Linked DNA regions of Homo sapiens: region 1 is linked to region 2. Evidence: chromatin contacts called from ENCODE Hi-C or POLR2A ChIA-PET data. All regions are on one chromosome and are shown on one strand. The core of a region is the stretch at or near the end of the contact, and the rest is flanking DNA. Distances in the headings are between cores, read along the strand shown.

Region 1 (3,363 bases), core at 484-2,983, 180 kb after region 2:
TGGAAGGCACCAGACAGGGCACAGGTGTTCCAGCCTCAGGACGCTGCAGCAACATCTGCCTCACAGGGCTTGTGGTCTATCAGGACCAGAAGATCATCCACGAAGAAGACAGTGTAAGATAATTGTAACTTACATACATTAAATGTGCACATTTTAAGTCTGCAGTTTAACGACTTTTAACAAATGAGTACACCTGTGTAAGCACTATTTCAAGATATAGAATATGCTCCAAACACCAGGAAGTTCTGAGCATCATTTTAACAAGAGAAGCCATTTGACAAATAAAAAACAAAAAATGAAAAAAAACTCTCTTATTTATTTGTGAATTTAACATAGTTTTTCAGCTTGAGGACTTCTGGCTTATCACGGCTTAAAACAAGACTGTTCTCTGCACAAAATAAAAGCTTATCAGCAGTGAGAATCATTCTTTTCTCAGGGAAAGAAAGGAACATTCTTTATGGCGTGGCTAAGTGGGAAGGCAGTTGGGGCACCATCCTTCTGACTCCATGTTCTGGAGAATCTCATGGTGTCTCCTACCTGGAGAAGGACCTTCTGGCCCTGGTAGACTACCAGCCCTGAAAGGTAAAGGTTGCTGCAGCATCCTGAAGCCAGAACACCCACACTCTGTTCCAGCACCTTCTCAGAGTCCCCAGCCTCTGTTCTGAGGCCTCCTTCTGATTTTAGACTGGCTGACGACACCCGGATTACTCTGACCTGCAAGGGGAGGTGGCTGACCCCAAAGCAGGTTGAGCTGATTGGCATGTGATGGCACTGGATCCCAGCGAGTGCCCCTCATGCTCACTCCCAAACCCCAAATATGCTTCCAAATGCCACCCCCACCCAGACTCTCACCACAGAGATGGGGTTGTGATGACCACAAGGAAGAGGAGGAAGAGGACCCCAGGGGCTTGGGGCAACACTTGCTGGGGAGGGTCTGGCTGGGCACCGTGGCAACGCTGTGTCAGGAGAGCCGAACTCAGAGAAGCAGGTGTGATGCCTCATGTCATTGTGTTCCCAGAGCTCAGGGCCACATTCAGCCTGAGGTTCAGGCTGGGCTCTCCGATGCCTTTGAGACTTCGCATCTGTGGTTCAGTCTGCCTGGAAAACTCCTACACATCCCTGAATGGCCCAGCCTGAATGTCACCTCTGTGGAAACATCTCCTGAGTCTTTCAGTCAATGCCCTGGACTTCCCTCCCCTGTGTTTCTCCCAGGTTCCTTTGTTTTTGTGCTTATTTTTTTAATGGGGTTTGTTTCTTTAATTTTACTTTTTTGGACCTCAGAGGCAGAGATTTGAATAAATTGATCTTCTGGGCTCAAAACTCGTAATCTTCCCTGGTCCCTGGAAACCCCCTGCCTTGCTTCACTTGTTCTCTTTCTTACTCCCTCTCTGCATCCATCCCTACCCTCATTCCCATGCCTGTTTCCCCGACCCTGCACAGCCCACACCCCGGACTTGATGCGTGTGTGCAAATCCTAAGTGTCTTCCCAAGGAGAAAAATACCCAAGAACACAGAATCACATAGAACTCATGTCTTTTGCCTTCCTTCCCTCCCTGCCCCGACCCTCGTAAAGCTTTATTTTTATTGCCAAAATTTCTGCTGTCATCTTTGGGACCCCAGAGAGTGGGAGGCTTTGAGGCCAGAGGATCGAGCTGTGGCTCCAGATGTTTCTCTTCTCCCACATCTGGGTCTTTCTTTTTGGATGTAACGATTGTAAGATTTTATTATTATAAAGTCCCAACAAGACCTGCCAACATCCACTGCCAGCACTGTGTCAACTCCATCTCACAGAGTCAGCTAAGAAGGCTCCCGCTTAATTACCCTCACCACGAGCCAAGGAGGGGGACCCCAGGGCGTTTTCATAATCAAGACACAGATTTCAAATCAAAGTGATGATCCCAGCCAGGATCAGCCAAGGTCTCTCACAAACACTTGGTCAAAATGAGTTTCCAAGAAGTTCTGTCTTAAATTATTCCTATGGATCGTTCAAGTTATAAGTGAATATTTAGGCTGCAGTTCACAAAAACCTCTCTCTTTGGGGGGAAAAGAAAACTGGCTTTCATTTGGCAGTTTTTGACTTTGTCAGCATTTCTAATGGCAAGAATGACAAAGTCTGCTTGGGAAATGCCGGCACCGACAGCTGTGTTTTATTATTGAATATTTCTGGTGGTGGGGTTGGCCGCCACTCTGTTTATGTTGCTTGTAAGATTTCACGCAAGACTCTGCAAGGTCGTGGGCTTAAACCGAAGTGTCTGATCTGCTGGATAATTCATTCCATCCCCTTCATTCCTAGGCCCTTTCTTTTTATTTTTTTTTCCAAGTGCAAATTGAGTACTGCCAGAAAATGGAGTCCAGAGGCAGCCCTGGGTTCCCGGTGCAGTTCCCAATTGCTTCTTTTGTCTGTGGGGGTGCAAGGCGGCCATCCCTGCTTGGGTGACCCTGTAGTGTCCACTTCTCCCCTGAGTTGCATGTCTCCAAGGTCCTGGTCTGTCTTGACACAGGCCTTTCAGTAAGTGCCTTCCCCTCCCTCAAGCCATTAAGTCCTGCTGCCTTCTTTTTCTGGGAGCTCCCTACCCAGACAGAGAGGGAGTGCACTTTGTTTGCCAAAATCTTACTTCAAACCAGTCAGCCTGTGTTGGGACACTAAATCTAGCTTTGGAGGTTTGAATGGAGGGGAGGGTCTTTCTTAGTATTCTGATATTTTCCCCTTTTTTCTTCATGAACATGAAAAAGAAAACTTGCAAGAACAGACATCCAGGGAACTGGGCCACCCCCTGGCCATTTGTTTATTCATTTGCTTTGTCCACAAACTTTTGCCAACAGCTTCTGGGTGAGGGTAGAAATGGGATTCAGGTATCAGCTGCCATCTCCCTGTGTCCTAAGAGAAGACTGTTTCAAACCCCATTTGCATGCACAGTGGAAATCCACAACTCTCTACTTGGTGTCTGCAGATTTGGGAGGAGAGTCACTCTGTCACAGTCACCTCTAGTCTGTCCTCAGGGTGCATTGGAGGTCCGGGTCTGGAGTCACTGGCCGTCTGTGGTCTCTATTCTTTACGGTGCAGAGTAACACGAAAGATTCAGTCCTTTACGACTCTCCGTGGAGCCTTCCCTAGGGCCCCCTCTCACCTTTCATCTTCCTTAACCCAAGAAATCACCTTCTGCCTCCTGGCAATCCGTGTTCCACACTGAACCCCCTGGGTAGGAGGATGGGGATCTGCTCTCTCAAGGTTTCTAAGCTTTTTCCTGCAGATGTTTTCTCATCTATGAAATGGGATGATAAACGTGCTGGGTTTAGTGAGATAACCTCATGCCAAGGCGCTGTCCTGTGACTTTCATTTGATGCACGGGAGAAGCGGGGCTG
Region 2 (2,898 bases), core at 314-2,813:
AAAAAGGTACATGAGGAGGCTAAATAATAAGTCACAGACCTATTCTGCAGAATATCCACCCATTTCAGACATCACAGAACAATTAAATTAAGGAGATTTTTTTTTTCCATTACAAAAAGGGAACATCGAGATCTTGGTTAAAATACACAGAGATCAGGATGCCACACAGCTGCGACCTGGGGCAGGATACAGACACTCTGAGTCTCAGCAGGCTCTTCTGCAAGCCTTGTGAGGAGGTGTTGGGTGGTGACGGGGCACCAAGGAAGTACTCAGTGAAGTGCTGGCTTCTCCATCATCAGCAGCAGGCTGAGATTCAGGCTGGAGCCTCATCACCAGCTGGGAGCATCTCTGAGCTTTCTCTGCCGGTGAGGATGGGAGGTCCTTCTCTGTCCACACCTCTCCACCTCCCAGCCCTGCAGCAGGGCCACAGCCTGGACCACAGAACTCCATCTCCCACTTTCCTGGGGGCAACATGACCCTGTGACCTTGATCTCATTAGAATCGAGTTGCCCCTGACCTTCAAATAGCTGGGTGACCTCAAAAGGCCAAAGAGCAAAGTGCTTCCATCCTACAGGAGGAGCTGCAGATCTGTAACTGCTGATTAAAGGCCCACGAGGGACTTGGGACACAGCTCCCAAATGACACTCTCAGCCTTCCCGATTTTTGCCATACTCAAGTACCCCATTAAAGGCATTAAAATTCTTCAGTATTTTTCTTTTCAACTGAAATAAAATATTCAATTGGTTTACTTATTACTTAACCCGATCTTAAGCAATAATACTCACGAAATCGACAATGTGCTTGTTATATTTTTCCTAACATACATTCACATGAGTACGGAACTATTAAATTTTAAATGACCATCCACGTGCCATCTCCAGTTTTCTCATGTGCTACCGTTTGCTTCGGGTTTATAGATTTCTTGGAACTGACATGGGAGGGTGGCTAGGACACAGATGGGTGCAGTGGGCTGGACATCCAGTGGGGCCAATTACGAGTCATGCACCCTTGGGCAATTGACTTCTGCCCTCTGAGCCTCAGTCTATTTATCTGTAAAACAGGTCTAGTAGCTCTTGGAGGGTTGCATGTAGCGCCATGTAAGACAAGTCTAGTAGCTCTTGCAGGGCTGCATGTGGTGCTGTGCCTGGCACATGGTAGGCATTCAGGAAATAAGGGGAGGGGGGTCCATGCTGCCCTCACAACAGGAGGAAGTCAGGACTGCTTCCCAGCACTTCTATCTCTAGATGAAAAATAGGCCTGAGAGCCACAAAGCCGGTAAGTGAGGCTGCCATGACTGTGACCTGGTATCCCGGTGCCACAGCCACACTGCTCTTTTCTTCTTCTTCTTCAGAGCATGCTAGAGTCAAGGGGAGAGGGACCACTGCCTGTCAGCCCATCTCACTCCAATGAGGCCCTTCAAACACCCACCTCAGCAGCCATGCCCCAAGCCCAGGACACGAAGCTCCACACTGAGGTCCACGCTGTCTGGGAGGAAGGCAGCCTCGGCGTTTGCCGCCTCTGAGTAACCACCTCCCCAAGACATGATTCATACCTGTCTGGGGTCACCCACATCCTCATTCCCTGCAAAGGAATGCAGGCCAGGTGAGGCGGGCAGGCGGTGGCTCTGGGCTGGAGCCCAGCGGGGCTGGCAACAGCGGCTGATGGGCCAACCCAGCCCCAGAGCTGCTGGAGTCTGTCCAGTCTCCAAGGCTCTGCCACTATCCTGGGCCCCCTGGCTGGGGCTGGGACAGACACCCAGGTCTCTGGTACCCGTTACGGGCCCAGATTCAGGTTACAAAATGTTTTCCCCGCTGAAGCACCTGGCATTTCACCGCTAGAGAATCGGACCTCCAGCCCAGCTTGGCCCTTTCACAATCCGTCTGCCCTGCTTAAAACTGCAGGCCTGGCCCGGCGCAGCGGCTCACGCCTGTAATCTTTGGGAGGCTGAAGCAGGAAGATCAATTGAGATCAGAAGTTCGAGACCAGTCTGGCCAACATGGTGAAAACCCATCTCCCAAACTACTAGAATTACAGGTGTGAGCCACTGGGCCTGGCCTAGCAGTACTCCTCTGATTAGCACCAGAAGGATTTTGTGGCTGAAAAGTGGCCTGAGTTTCCTCCTCCCCCTCACCAGACCTCAACTTACCCATCTGCAAGCTTGGGGCTGAGGGCAGCTTAGCGGGCTTAACTCTGCCACACCCTGGAATTACCTGGGGAGCTTTAGGAAACCCAGATGGCCCGGCCCCATCCCAGAGGTAGTGGGTCTGGGGTGCTGCCACAGCCCCTCAGGTGGTGTTAATGTGTGGCCAGGACTGAGAACCACTGCATTTTGAAGAAGGCTAGAGAGGGTCCCTCCAGTCCAGATGTTCTCTGGACTCTCTCCTCACCCCTCCTGGGGAGCTCAGATCCTGCCCAAGCACCTCACTGGTCACAGGGACCACTTTCTCCCTTCAGCTGCAACCTGTTACCGACAATTTCTGCTCCCTCCTGCTCTGAGCCCCAGGGATCGCTGCTGGCACCCTTCCAAGGAGGGAAGTGTGTGGAGGATGGGAGGAGGAGGAAGGAGCAGAGGCCCCCAACCAGCCCATCCCTTAAACCAAGTGACAGGCGGTTCTGAGGCTCAGGGGAAGGTGGGCTCGTCCCTGCCTAGACAAATGAGGCACAGGCTTCAGGAAGAAAGAGGTATGAGCCTGGGCGCCCCTGGGGCTCCAGGAATGCCAGGAAAACCTTGTGTCTAGAACTTTCCCCTTCAACCATGGGCTGGCAAAGGGTCCCGCTTCTCTGTGACTCTCCCTCCCACCCTGTGCCAAGACACTGCAGCCCAAGTTCAAATCCTGCTCTGCGGTGTGCTGGGCAATCCCTGGCAGGTGACTTAGCTCCACCTCCTCCATGCGATGG

Evidence for each region. A loop is a pair of places that touch in the nucleus more often than their neighbours do. ChIA-PET counts read pairs that join two places held with the same protein, here RNA polymerase II (POLR2A). Pooled maps may share reads with other maps.
Region 1: a loop to region 2 is called in a map of MCF 10A, with 2.7 times the contacts of the local background. The contact joins two enhancer-like sites. A Hi-C loop is called at or near these places in 2 of 168 maps with a recorded cell type or tissue (MCF 10A and chondrocyte) and 2 of 50 pooled maps. POLR2A ChIA-PET finds 5 or more read pairs at or near these places in 1 of 52 experiments (PC-9).

Annotation. Positions count from the first base shown.
Region 1 is chr20:57,878,123-57,881,485 of GRCh38, forward strand. No RefSeq gene overlaps it. Among named protein-coding and RNA genes, the nearest start is that of LINC01742, 120 kb to the right of the region's middle. Within about 2 kb of position 1,734, at least 7 of the 41 ENCODE cell types and tissues checked have a DNase peak (open chromatin) inside an H3K27ac peak, as active enhancers do.
Region 2 is chr20:57,693,613-57,696,510 of GRCh38, forward strand. The region is part of intron 1 of PMEPA1 (prostate transmembrane protein, androgen induced 1); the gene reads right to left. Among named protein-coding and RNA genes, the nearest start is that of PMEPA1, 15 kb to the right of the region's middle. RefSeq lists enhancers at 1-14, 2,703-2,898. Within about 2 kb of position 1,564, at least 9 of the 41 ENCODE cell types and tissues checked have a DNase peak (open chromatin) inside an H3K27ac peak, as active enhancers do.